Regions from separate parts of the Homo sapiens genome. Here region 1 is linked to region 2. Evidence: chromatin loops called from intact Hi-C (ENCODE). Cell type or tissue: mammary epithelial cell. All regions are shown on one strand. Each heading gives the region's core, and the rest is flanking DNA. Links, peaks and the distances in the headings are about the cores only.

Evidence for each region. A loop is a pair of places that touch in the nucleus more often than their neighbours do. Peaks named below come from ENCODE experiments on the same cell type or tissue, not always from the same donor. Only the 100,000 strongest peaks of a DNase experiment are listed, where the experiment ranks them.
Region 1: a loop joins it to region 2, with 14 times the contacts of the local background. A loop is called at or near these places in 74 of 110 quality-filtered maps.

Annotation. Positions count from the first base shown.
Region 1 is chr13:47,771,338-47,776,721 of GRCh38, reverse strand. No RefSeq gene overlaps it. Among named protein-coding and RNA genes, the nearest start is that of LINC00562, 160 kb to the left of the region's middle. In mammary epithelial cell, for the core only: a CTCF peak has its summit at 2,392; a DNase peak (open chromatin) is centred at 2,421.
Region 2 is chr13:46,828,504-46,833,887 of GRCh38, reverse strand. HTR2A (5-hydroxytryptamine receptor 2A) reads left to right here. Exons shown (of 4, transcript NM_000621.5): 4 at 1-2,342. Among named protein-coding and RNA genes, the nearest start is that of HTR2A-AS1, 21 kb to the left of the region's middle. In mammary epithelial cell, for the core only: a CTCF peak has its summit at 2,106 (motif pointing left); no DNase peak of the experiment used is centred there.

The sequences.
Region 1 (5,384 bases), core at 83-5,082, 940 kb before region 2:
ATAATTTATCTGGCAACCCTGTCCCCATGCTCTTGCATTTTTCTCAAATAGACACACAGAGAGATCAGCAAGGCCACTGCCCAGTGAGAGAATAAAATGCTAGTATCACTTCTGGTGGCCAAGTAGAATGATTCTCTTGGCCAGTTGCTTGCTTGACCTGAGATAGGGATCCCAGGGAAGGGTGGGGAAAACTCATAATGAATACTGCATTTCCATTGACTTGTATCCTCCAATGATTTCTTTGATTCTCAGGTTTGCATTTATAGACTAAGAGAGGGATGGGCAGTGAACTTTGAGAGTCTTCCGTGGTGGGTGTCCATCTCTAGTTGTGTGTTATGTGTTGTTTTCTTGGTCTCAGCTTGGGGTAGCTGGCTTCAAATTTTGGGAATTAGGAAAAACTCTCTTCCACATCCTGTACATACTACAACACAGCTGCATCAAGGCAATCCCAGACTTTCTCATCTGAAGTTGTGATAGAACTTGCTTTTGTTATTCTAAGTAGTCTCTTGTATTTCAACAGCATGTGGTGTTGGAATATGTCAGTTTCCACATGGTGAAAAAGGTTACCTTGTTTAGCTTCCCTCCCTTTTTCTTGTTTAAATATTTTAAAACAGTTTCTTGCTGCCTGTTTGAGAACTTGAATCTTCATTCAGACATCTGTTCTGGAGCTAGTGAGACTGTTAAGCTCTGATGTACCTGGAGTTCTCTGTGGTGTCGTCTCATACCTCTTCCTAAATTCCCTGAATGTCCTGCAGATGCTCTTTGCCCACAGTGTTGCAAGCACTACCCAGATCCCCCAAAGAGGACTCCGGCATTCACTTCCCAGGCTGCTGACAGCTCACAGCTCAGTCACTTCTAGGGAATCGCCCTGAGGTAAAGGCAACTGCTTCACCCAAGTTTCTGGCCCAAACCTGGGGACAGCCTACACTCTATACCTGGTCACTGGGGAAAGCTGAGAAGCAGATGACACAAAGGCCTGACCACTTCTGACATATTTAGGACAATCTCATGTCAACTTGAGGGTACCTCCGGAGGGTTAGTCTGTGTCCATTGTTTCAATAGTATTGCTTAATTCCTGAACTGTTCTTTGTTGTTGTTGTTGTTGTTATTAATGTCTTTTATACTAAAATGTCCTTCAAAACTAGCTTGGAAAACACAACAGGATTAAATCCCAAATGTTTCTATTTCAAATGTTGTTTTTTTACTGATTTTTTTTCTCAAAACTAGCTTGAAAACATGACATGCATTACAACATGCTTAATTTTCACATTTTCTGTTAAAAATAGTGTTTTCTACCAGATTTTTACTCAAAAGTTGCTTGAAACTTCACTTCATTTTTATCCCAGCAGGCACTCTGTACTTTTCTGTTAAGAATTCTTTTATTAGATTCTCCCTAAAAATTAGCTTGGAAACATGATTTCATCACAACACATTTAAATCCCCTAGTTTTCAGTGGAATTTGAGTGCATTTTGATGAAAATAATTTTTACAAGCTGGATTTGAGGAAAAAAAATCTAGTATAAAACAACTTTTCAACAGAAAAGTGTTTAAGAATATTGTGATGATAGTCATATTTCCAAGGTAGTCAGAGATTTCTTATTAGTATTATGTGATTGATTTTCTTGCCTGTTATAATAATTTATGAATAGACTTTATATTTATGAATAAATTCAGTTCGGCATGTTTTGCTTGTATAGATGTCTAACATTATTTATGACCTGATACCTGTCAAAAGGTTGTCTGTCCTTTGGTGAAACTCTTGCCATCTTGTTCCCACTCTTACCTAGTCCTCTTCATACCCTTAAAAAACATCCTCTGCAGCACACAGATATGTGGTGATATCATCCTCTGATTTAAATTCTTCCCCAGTTTTATGTCATCCAGAAACTGGGTTTGACCCAGTGTTCTGCAGTGCTCTTGGGCCATACATCATCCTCTGCAGCCACACAGGCAGCCACACAGCTGTGGAGGTTGGGGGCCTGGAGCCCCCTTGGATTCAGACTGATAGTTTCTGGTGTATCTAGTTCCAGAGTTTCCAATATAATTCCTCTATAAAAAGGATTCCAGGGATCTTTAAAAAGGCTCCTCTTTCTGTGATATGAGTTGCAAATTTTTTTTCCAGTTTGAATTGCTATATATACAGTACTACAGGACAATTATGGCTGTAACTTCTTTGTTTTTCATTTTAACAGTAACAACAACAGAAAAAACCACAAGGTAAGCGGAACTCGCTAATGCCAGATTTGGAGGAAGTTCACAGCATCTTCCTTTTAGTGTGCTTCCTGATATTTTATGAACTCTAGGGACTTACATGTATGTAAGGGTTGCGATTAGTGAGGGAAACATGGAGATGGGTCAGATATTGTCATTACTTCTTGCAGCCACACGGTGTCACTGTGAACAGTCAGTCATTTTGACAGATGCTGCCAGCCTGCTTCTGGCTCAGGTCTGTGTAAGCCACTGAGAATCTTTAAAGGTTAGTCTTCAGTGGTGTATAACCCACTGTTTCTTTGTCATGTTTAGTAAAGGGTATCACACACTTGAGTTCTTAGGGATACAGCTTTTGACACCCAATTCTTTCTGGCCCATTGAAGTCATTTTCCAAGGCACCAGAAGCCCCAAGAGCACTGTTAACAAACTGACACTGGAGTCTGCTCCTTGCAAAACAATGCCTAGCCAGGCACGATGACTCATGCCTGTAATCCCAGCACTTTGGGAGGCGGAGGCAGACGGATCGCCTGAGGTCGGAAGTTCAAAACCAACCTGACCAACATGGAGAAACCCGGTCTCTACTAAAAACAGACAAACAAACAAACAAAACCAAAATTAGCCGGGCGTGGTGGCGCATGCCTGTAATCCCAGCTATTGTGGAGGCTGAGGCAGGAGAATTGCTTGAACCGGAGAGGTGGAGGTTGTGGTGAGCTGAGATGGTGCCATTGCACTCCAGCCTGGGCAACAAGAGCGAAACTCCATCTCAAAACAAACAAACAACCCAACAAAAAACAACAAAAAACAATTCCTTAGGTCTCTTTGCAAATTTATATTATTAGGGATTGGGCAACTTTTACCCTTTCACCTCTTGCACTATGAAGGGTCTCATTGCATTAACTTTCTTGAAGTTTAGGACTATCTACACTTCCTACCTTAACAAGGTAGGAACCCCAACACCTTCCCTAAAAGTCTTCCCTTCCATGGTGGTTTTCCTTTCATGCTAATTAAGATGAGTTCCTGTCATTCCTTGCTAGATAAGAGAATGACTTTTCATCCTCCTCCAGTCCTTCATGTTTTACTCATTAGCAGCACACTCTCCAATTGATCTTGATCACTTCCTTTGAGAAGTTAATGTCTGTCAAAAGAGAAAAAGATATAAGGATATCATTATTTTATACTTTGATAAACATAACACTTTATAGCTTATTTTTTCCCCTTGTGTTTCAACAAAGTGAAAACGTCTTTAAGAGGGAACCTGATCCATCCCTCCTCACTGGGTGGGGCCTCCCTGCAGGAATTTCAGCAACTGCAGCCAAGGTTATATGGAAAGAACTCGGATCTCTCCCTGGGATGGAGCCCCTCAGGGAGGTGCAGCTGACATCTCTGTGGTTCAGTCAATGCAGCCTTGCCAACCTGCTGGCTCTGGAGAGTCCAGGCAGTCTGGACGAGGAAGGGTTCCCCTCAAAACAGCACACCTGCTCTACCCAAAGCAGCCAGACTGCTCCTTCAAGAAGGATTCTGATCCTGTCCCCCAAGACTGGGTGAGACTTCCCAAGAGGGGTCTCCAGACACCTCCTACAGGAGCATCCAGGCTGACAACGGGTCACTAGCCCCCTGGGATGGAACTCCCAGAGGAAGGAGCAGGCTGCCATCTTTGCTATTTCACAGCCTTCATTGGTGATACCTCCAGGTAAGGGGAAAACTGAGGCAACTAGGGTCTGGAGCGATCCCCCAAGAAACTGCAGCAGCCCTGTGAAAGAATGGCCTGACTATGAAAAGAAAAACAAACAAATGGAAAGCAACAACATCAACATCAACAAAAAAGACCCCACAAAAACCCCATTTAAAGGTCAGTAGCCTCAAAAATGGAAAGTAGATAAGCCCACAAAGATGAGAAAGAATCAATGCAACAAGGCTGAAAACTCAAAAAGCCAGAGTGCCTCTTCTCCTCTAAATGACCACAGCACCTCTCTGGGAAGGGCACAGAACTGGGCAAAGGCTGAGATGCCTGAATTGACAGAAGTAGGCTTCAGAGAGTGGCTAAAAATGAACTACGCTGAGCTACGGGAGAATGTTGTAACCCAGTGTGAAGAAGCTAAGAATCATGATAGAACAATACAGGAGCTGATAACCAGAATACCCAGTTTAGGGAGAAACATAACTGACCTGATGGAGCTGAAAAACACAACATGAGAAATTCACAGTGCAATCACAGGTATCAATAGCAGAATAGACCAAGTGGAGGAAAGAATTTCAGAACTTGAAGACTGTCTTTCTGAAATACAATAGGCAGACAAGAATAGAGAAAAAAGAATAAAAAGGAATGAACAATGCCTCTGAGAAATATGGGACTATGTAAAAAGACTGAACCTATGACTGATTGAGGTGCCTGAAAGAGACTGGGAGAATGGAACCAAGTTGGAAAACATACGTAAGGATATCATCCAGGAGAACTTCCCCAACCTCACAAGACAGGCCAACATTCAAATTTAAGAAACCCAGAGAACCCCAGTAAGATACCCCATGAGAAGATCTATAATATCATCAGATTCTTCAACATTGAAATGAAAGAAAAAATATTAAGGGTAGCCAGAGCGAAAGGCCAAGCCATCTACAAAGGGAAACCCATCAGACTAATAGCAGACCTCTCAGCAGAAACCCTAGAAGCCAGAAGAGATTGGGAACTAAGGGGACTAATATTCAACATTCTTAAGTAAAATAATTTCCTACTCAGAATTTCATATCCAGCCAAACAAAACTTCATAAGTGAAGGAGAAATAAGATCCTTTTCAGACAAGCAAATGCTGAGGGAATCCACCACCACCAGGGCTGCTTTGAAAGAGCTCCTGAAGGAAGCACTAAATATGGAAAGGAAAAGCCATTACCAGCCACTACAAAAACACACTGAAATACACAGACCTGTGACACTATAAAGTAACCACATAAAGAAGTCTGCAAAATAACAAGCTAGCATCATGATGACAGGATCAAATTCACACATAACAATATTAACCTTAAATGTAAATAGGCTAAATGCCCCAAATAAAAGACACAGAATGGCAAGCTGGATAAAGAGTCAAGACCCATCAGTATGCTATTGTCAAGAGACCCATCTCCCATGCCAAGACACACGTAGGCTCAAATTAAAGGAATGGAGGAAAATTTACCAAGCA
Region 2 (5,384 bases), core at 215-5,214:
TAGAGTCCTAGGACATCTCTGTAAAAAGCAGGTGACTTTCCTATGACACTCATCAGGTAAACTGATGCTTTCAGATCCATCGGTTTATACTATTTATTAAAACCATTCTGCTTGGTTCCACAATCATCTATTGAGTGTACATTTATGTGTGAAGCAAATTTCTAGATATGAGAAATATAAAAATAATTAAAACAAAATCCTTGCCTTCAAACGAAATGGCTCGGCCAGGCACGGAGGCTCGTGCATGTAATCCTAGCACTTTGGGAGGCTGAGATGGGAGGATCACTTGAGGCCAAGAGTTTGAGACCAACCTGGGTAACAAAGTGAGACCTCCCTGTCTCTACAAAAAAAATCAAAAAATTATCTGATCCTTGTGGCACACAACTGTGGTCCCAGCTACAGGGGAGGCTGAGACGCAAGGATCACTTGAGCCCAGAAGCTCAAGGCTGCAGTGAGCCAAGTTCACACCACTGCCATTTCCTCCTGGGCAACAGAGTGAGACCCTATCACAAAAAAAAAGAAAGAAAAAAAGAAAATGACTAAACTGAAATGGTCTTAGTCAAAAAATATATACAGACTTATTTTTAGAATCATTTCAACTTATTTCCTTCTTACCTGGTTCAGAAACAAGTTTGTTTCAACTGTGAGAGTAGTTTTAAAAATAAGTTTTCCTGATTGGTTACCAATAAACACCAAACAAATAAAGGAGGGGGAAAATATCACTTGAGGCTTAACATTGCAATTAATTTAGAAATACGCACCTCAATCTCAAGCCAGTTTATAACTACCATAGTTTTGAGCAAAATTTTTCTTCTATTTCTCCAAAAACTCACTCATTTCAGTATTACTCATTGACACTGGGCTCCCTAATAGAAAAGCAGATATTATAATATTTCATTGAAATGGTTACTAAAGAGAAAAAGAGATTAACAACAGTTAATCCACCTTGATATTATAACACTCAAGGTTAAATTGCATGTTGTTATTAGAATCAATGTTATATATATGATTACAATGCTGAAGCATTTCTATTGAATGAGAAATAGTGTTTGCCCTAAACCTTTGGGAAAAAAATACAGATTTGAAAACTAAAGAATGTGGGAAGTGTCATTGTGTAATTTGGAAATGCATAAAATTCTCATTATGTCCTCATAGATATGTTGAAAGATGGTTCACTGTTTCAAAGATAGAATGTATAATATGCTGCTAGTACCAAGGCTGCATTTGAACTGAACTACTCCTTATGATATACCATACTAACTGATGAAAATATAAATGTTAAAATGTCTCCACTCTAATGTATTTTGCCTTCACTTGTAACTCTGCACATTTCATTATATATTAGGGAAAAGATTACAGATTCTACCCCCATATACTCAATCTTGATCAGAATGTACATTAATGTTGCCTGATAGATGTCTTTTGACTACCTATATATTACAAATGTGTATGTGTTTTTTTCTTCCATAAGTATCTATTCAAGTGTATACTGTATAGGCAAATGTGTAGCTGTATATATGTACAGACATGTTCTCATGCACTTTATTCAATATTTATATATTTATATGGACGAAAAGCAAGTCAATGAAAACACTCAGTATATACACATGTGTGCATGTTTGTATCATGTTTATTTAAATGTGAATTCATGTTCTAATATTTCTATGACCTTCCATTGCTGCAAAGCAGATTAAAGTGTAACAAAAATATCAGCTCTTTAAATAAACTGGAAATTAATCTAATTTTGTGGAAGAACTTTAAGACAAGTCTATGAGGATGGCGAAAACAATGGTCCACATATATAGTTTCTTGATCCTAAATAAAATGGTACCTTTGGGCCCTTTGTTTAGTCTGGCAATTTTCTGACTACTATGGCTTTTTAAACAGACTCACACCTAAGTGAAACACAGTTGTCAAATGATTTATGGATCTGTGATTAAAGGATTCACTTTTAATGAATACTATTAAAACGGAGTAACAAACCTTGCTCTACTTTAAGTTGAATGATAGATTCCTCTATATTCAAAAAAAAGCAATTAACTGCCATAATTAGGGAAAACTGTTTAAAGCATACTGCATTTACTTGGCCACAGCGCCATCTCATGGTAATTTTTTAAAGTGCTACCGTAGCCAAATTGAACTAAGTCACTGTACTGCTTTCAGCAAAGGGTGCTCCTCCCATTTGTGCATCAATGAGACATATTTATAAAGTGCTAAATTATTCTGTGCCATATGTAACAAATACAGTGAAGATTATTTTATGAACTTATTTTAATCAAGGCGATGCTAAAAGTTTTCAAGAAAGGATAAATAACTGTAAATAAAGTAGACTCAAAAATGAATGAATTTTGTGTGAGTCCATAGCTGTGTCTACTAAACGGAATTACCCCAAATCTTCCAGGTCATCAGACTCAGAACTCCAGGTATCATCCTGATATTCGAGAGCAAAAAAGCCTGTGCTTCTGGAAGTCAGCCATGTCACAGAGCTAGGATCCATCCAGTTGGATTAGCTTTATCGCCATGATCCAGTTTCTAGTTATCTGCAGTAGAAATATGCTCCATGTTTGATCACTATGTCTGGTTCCACGAAGCCTAAGAACATAGAGAACAACTTCAGTGCCCTAAGAGATGTGCACAGGTGCGTGTGGTGTACACCAGGACATGCACACAGGTGTGCACACGCACAGATGCATTAACATATGCACACACACTCTCTCTCTTTCACAGGAGATCATTTCAGGAATTAAAGTAAACCAAGGAGGCATGGTGTCATTTAACAGTTACCCTCATTCATCATTTCATCTTTAACTGCAGGGAAAGTATATTGAGTGCCTACTGTGTGCCAAGCATTAAGCTGGTTGCTTTCCTTGCTTCACCAAATGGAATTTTCACAACAATCTGACAAGGTAGAATTATTTTTCTTTTTTACAGATGAAGAAACAGAGATTCAGAGTAGTTAGTAACATATTTAAAGTCACACTGCTGGCAAGAAAATTGGCAAGTTTAAGCCTGGGTCATCTGACTCCAAAGCATAAAATATTTTCCCAACCTCATGCAGTGCAGGGGAAAGATCACCTGTCAAAACCACAATAGGAGAGTTCCCATGTTGGCTTCTCCATTCACTGCTTATGTGAGTTGGAACCAGTCTCTTAACAACTCTGGGCCTTGATTTCACTGTCTGTAAAATGGAGCTGCTGGTACCCATCCTGGCTAACTGACAGAGTAATTTAGATAAGATCATGCCTATGGCTGTGCTTGATAACTTGTAAAACACCATGTAAATGTAATCAGTGTGTTAGTAAAAAGGAACAACTCCAAAGCCTCTGTAAATTATTAGCCATCAGAGCAAATTCTAGCCAAAACTGTGGGATAGGCAATATTATAATTCAGCAGCTTCTGCTACTCTCTTGGTGTTTCTCTTTTTCAAAAAATTTACTTCTGCTTTGTCCCCACCTTAATGCAGATCTCCCTTCTTTGGTGCTCTCTCTTATGACTTACATAAAAACTTTCCATCCCATATGCCATTCCCTTGGGTGTCAACTCTCTGGAAGACTACTACTAAGTAACTGAAGCTGATATGCCATTGTGTATCATTGACATCTCTTCAGCAGCCCACCATGATGAAAACCCAAAAGGCAGAAATCAAAGGAAAAATGTTAGGCATCAAGGAGACAAGTGAGAAGAAAATTTGGGGACAAGAAATGTTTTCTTGGTATCCCTGAAATGACCAACAACAACAACAAAAAAACAAGTATCTTCAAACACTTCATAACTTATATAAAGTTTTATAACTTAATATTGAATTTAATCCACAATAATAATGATGATTTTGAAAGAAACATTCAAGACTTTGAAGATTTCATTCTAAACTAAGAACATTAATGATGCATTTGTCCCAGCAAATATGCAATGAGACAAGACTTCTTTGTGAATTTCTGATTATTTTGGCATGCGGCTTGCTAAAACAAAATTTTTAAAAATTTTTTCCTTAATGGTTTACACACCAGTCTTAACTCTTTCTTTTTTTTTTTTTTTCTTTTGAGGTGGAGTCCTGCTGTATCACCCAGGCTGGAGTGCAATGGTGTGATCTCAGCTCACTGTGACCTCCGCCTCCCAGGGTTCAAGCAATTCTCCTGCCTCAGCCTCCTTAGTAGCAGGGATTACAGGTGCGCACCACCACGCCTGGCTAATTTTTTGTATTTTTAGTAGAGGTGGGGTTTCACCATGTTGGTCAGGCTGGTCTTGAACTCCTGACCTTGTGATCCCCTCGCCTCGGCCTCCCAAAGTGCTGGGATTACAGGCGTGAGCCACCATGCCCGGCCCAACTCTGACCTTCTTTTTTGATATTAACACCAGTATGTCCATCTGAGCCAGCGTTTTATGGGAAGTCTTCATACCCAATTGGAACCTTTTTTCATGTGGCCCAGTCACAGCAGAAGACAGACAGGAAACCGAGGTCCAGCCTGCTGCTGTTGTCTGACCTTGGACGAATCTGAGTTTTTCCTCCTTGAAGCATATAATAAGGGACTTAGGGTCAATTATCTCAGCAAGGAGTCTCTTCTATGTCTATGCTTATCTGAACACTAGAGAGTCCAGACAAGGCCTTGTTGAACCAAGGCACTGCTTCAGGTGCCAAGGATAATCTGGAATGCAGAACCCTCATGTTTTCTTAAATTCTCTAGATGGATTTCAAATAAATGACAACTTTATCTTTTATATGGGATGAGATAAATCAAATTGCTAAGTATCTAAGAAGTTTCTAAGATATGAGCCCAGGAGGCAAATATCAACATAAATGTTTGTACATTGGCATTTTCCTCACAGTTGGGCTCTCTTCTGCAGTTTCATAGCTACTACAATATTTTGGATTGGCCTTTTTAATAACCCTCAGGCTTCCTGAAGAACAAGTGCTCCTACTATTTGAGTTCAATTTCCCTGAAGGGTTAAAATTAAAAAGCCCAGATAGATTTAGAATTCATGGCGCAGAGAAGATCTCTTTTTTAAAAGCTAGATTTACATTGACAGTATGCCAAGGTCACTTAAGTTTTCATTTATAATTGAGATTATGAGACCTTAAAAAAGTATTTATTCTGTCTTCTAGAAAAACAGCACAATTTGTACTTCCTGTCCTACACTTATTTCAGATATTGAAAAGTAATATGCCATTATTCAGATAATCTTGTCTTAGTTAGGGTGACCCTAAGAGCAGAGTTAAGACTCAGGTGCAGGTTATTTATGCAGGAGATGCTCTGAGGGAGCCAACAGCATTAGAGAGGGAAGAAGTAAAAGTTTATTTAACTGTGTGTTCAGTGTGTGACATAAGCAAAAACTATACTCAAATTGGGTTGAGCAACTAGTGCTGCAAACTCATTTATTCTCTTAAT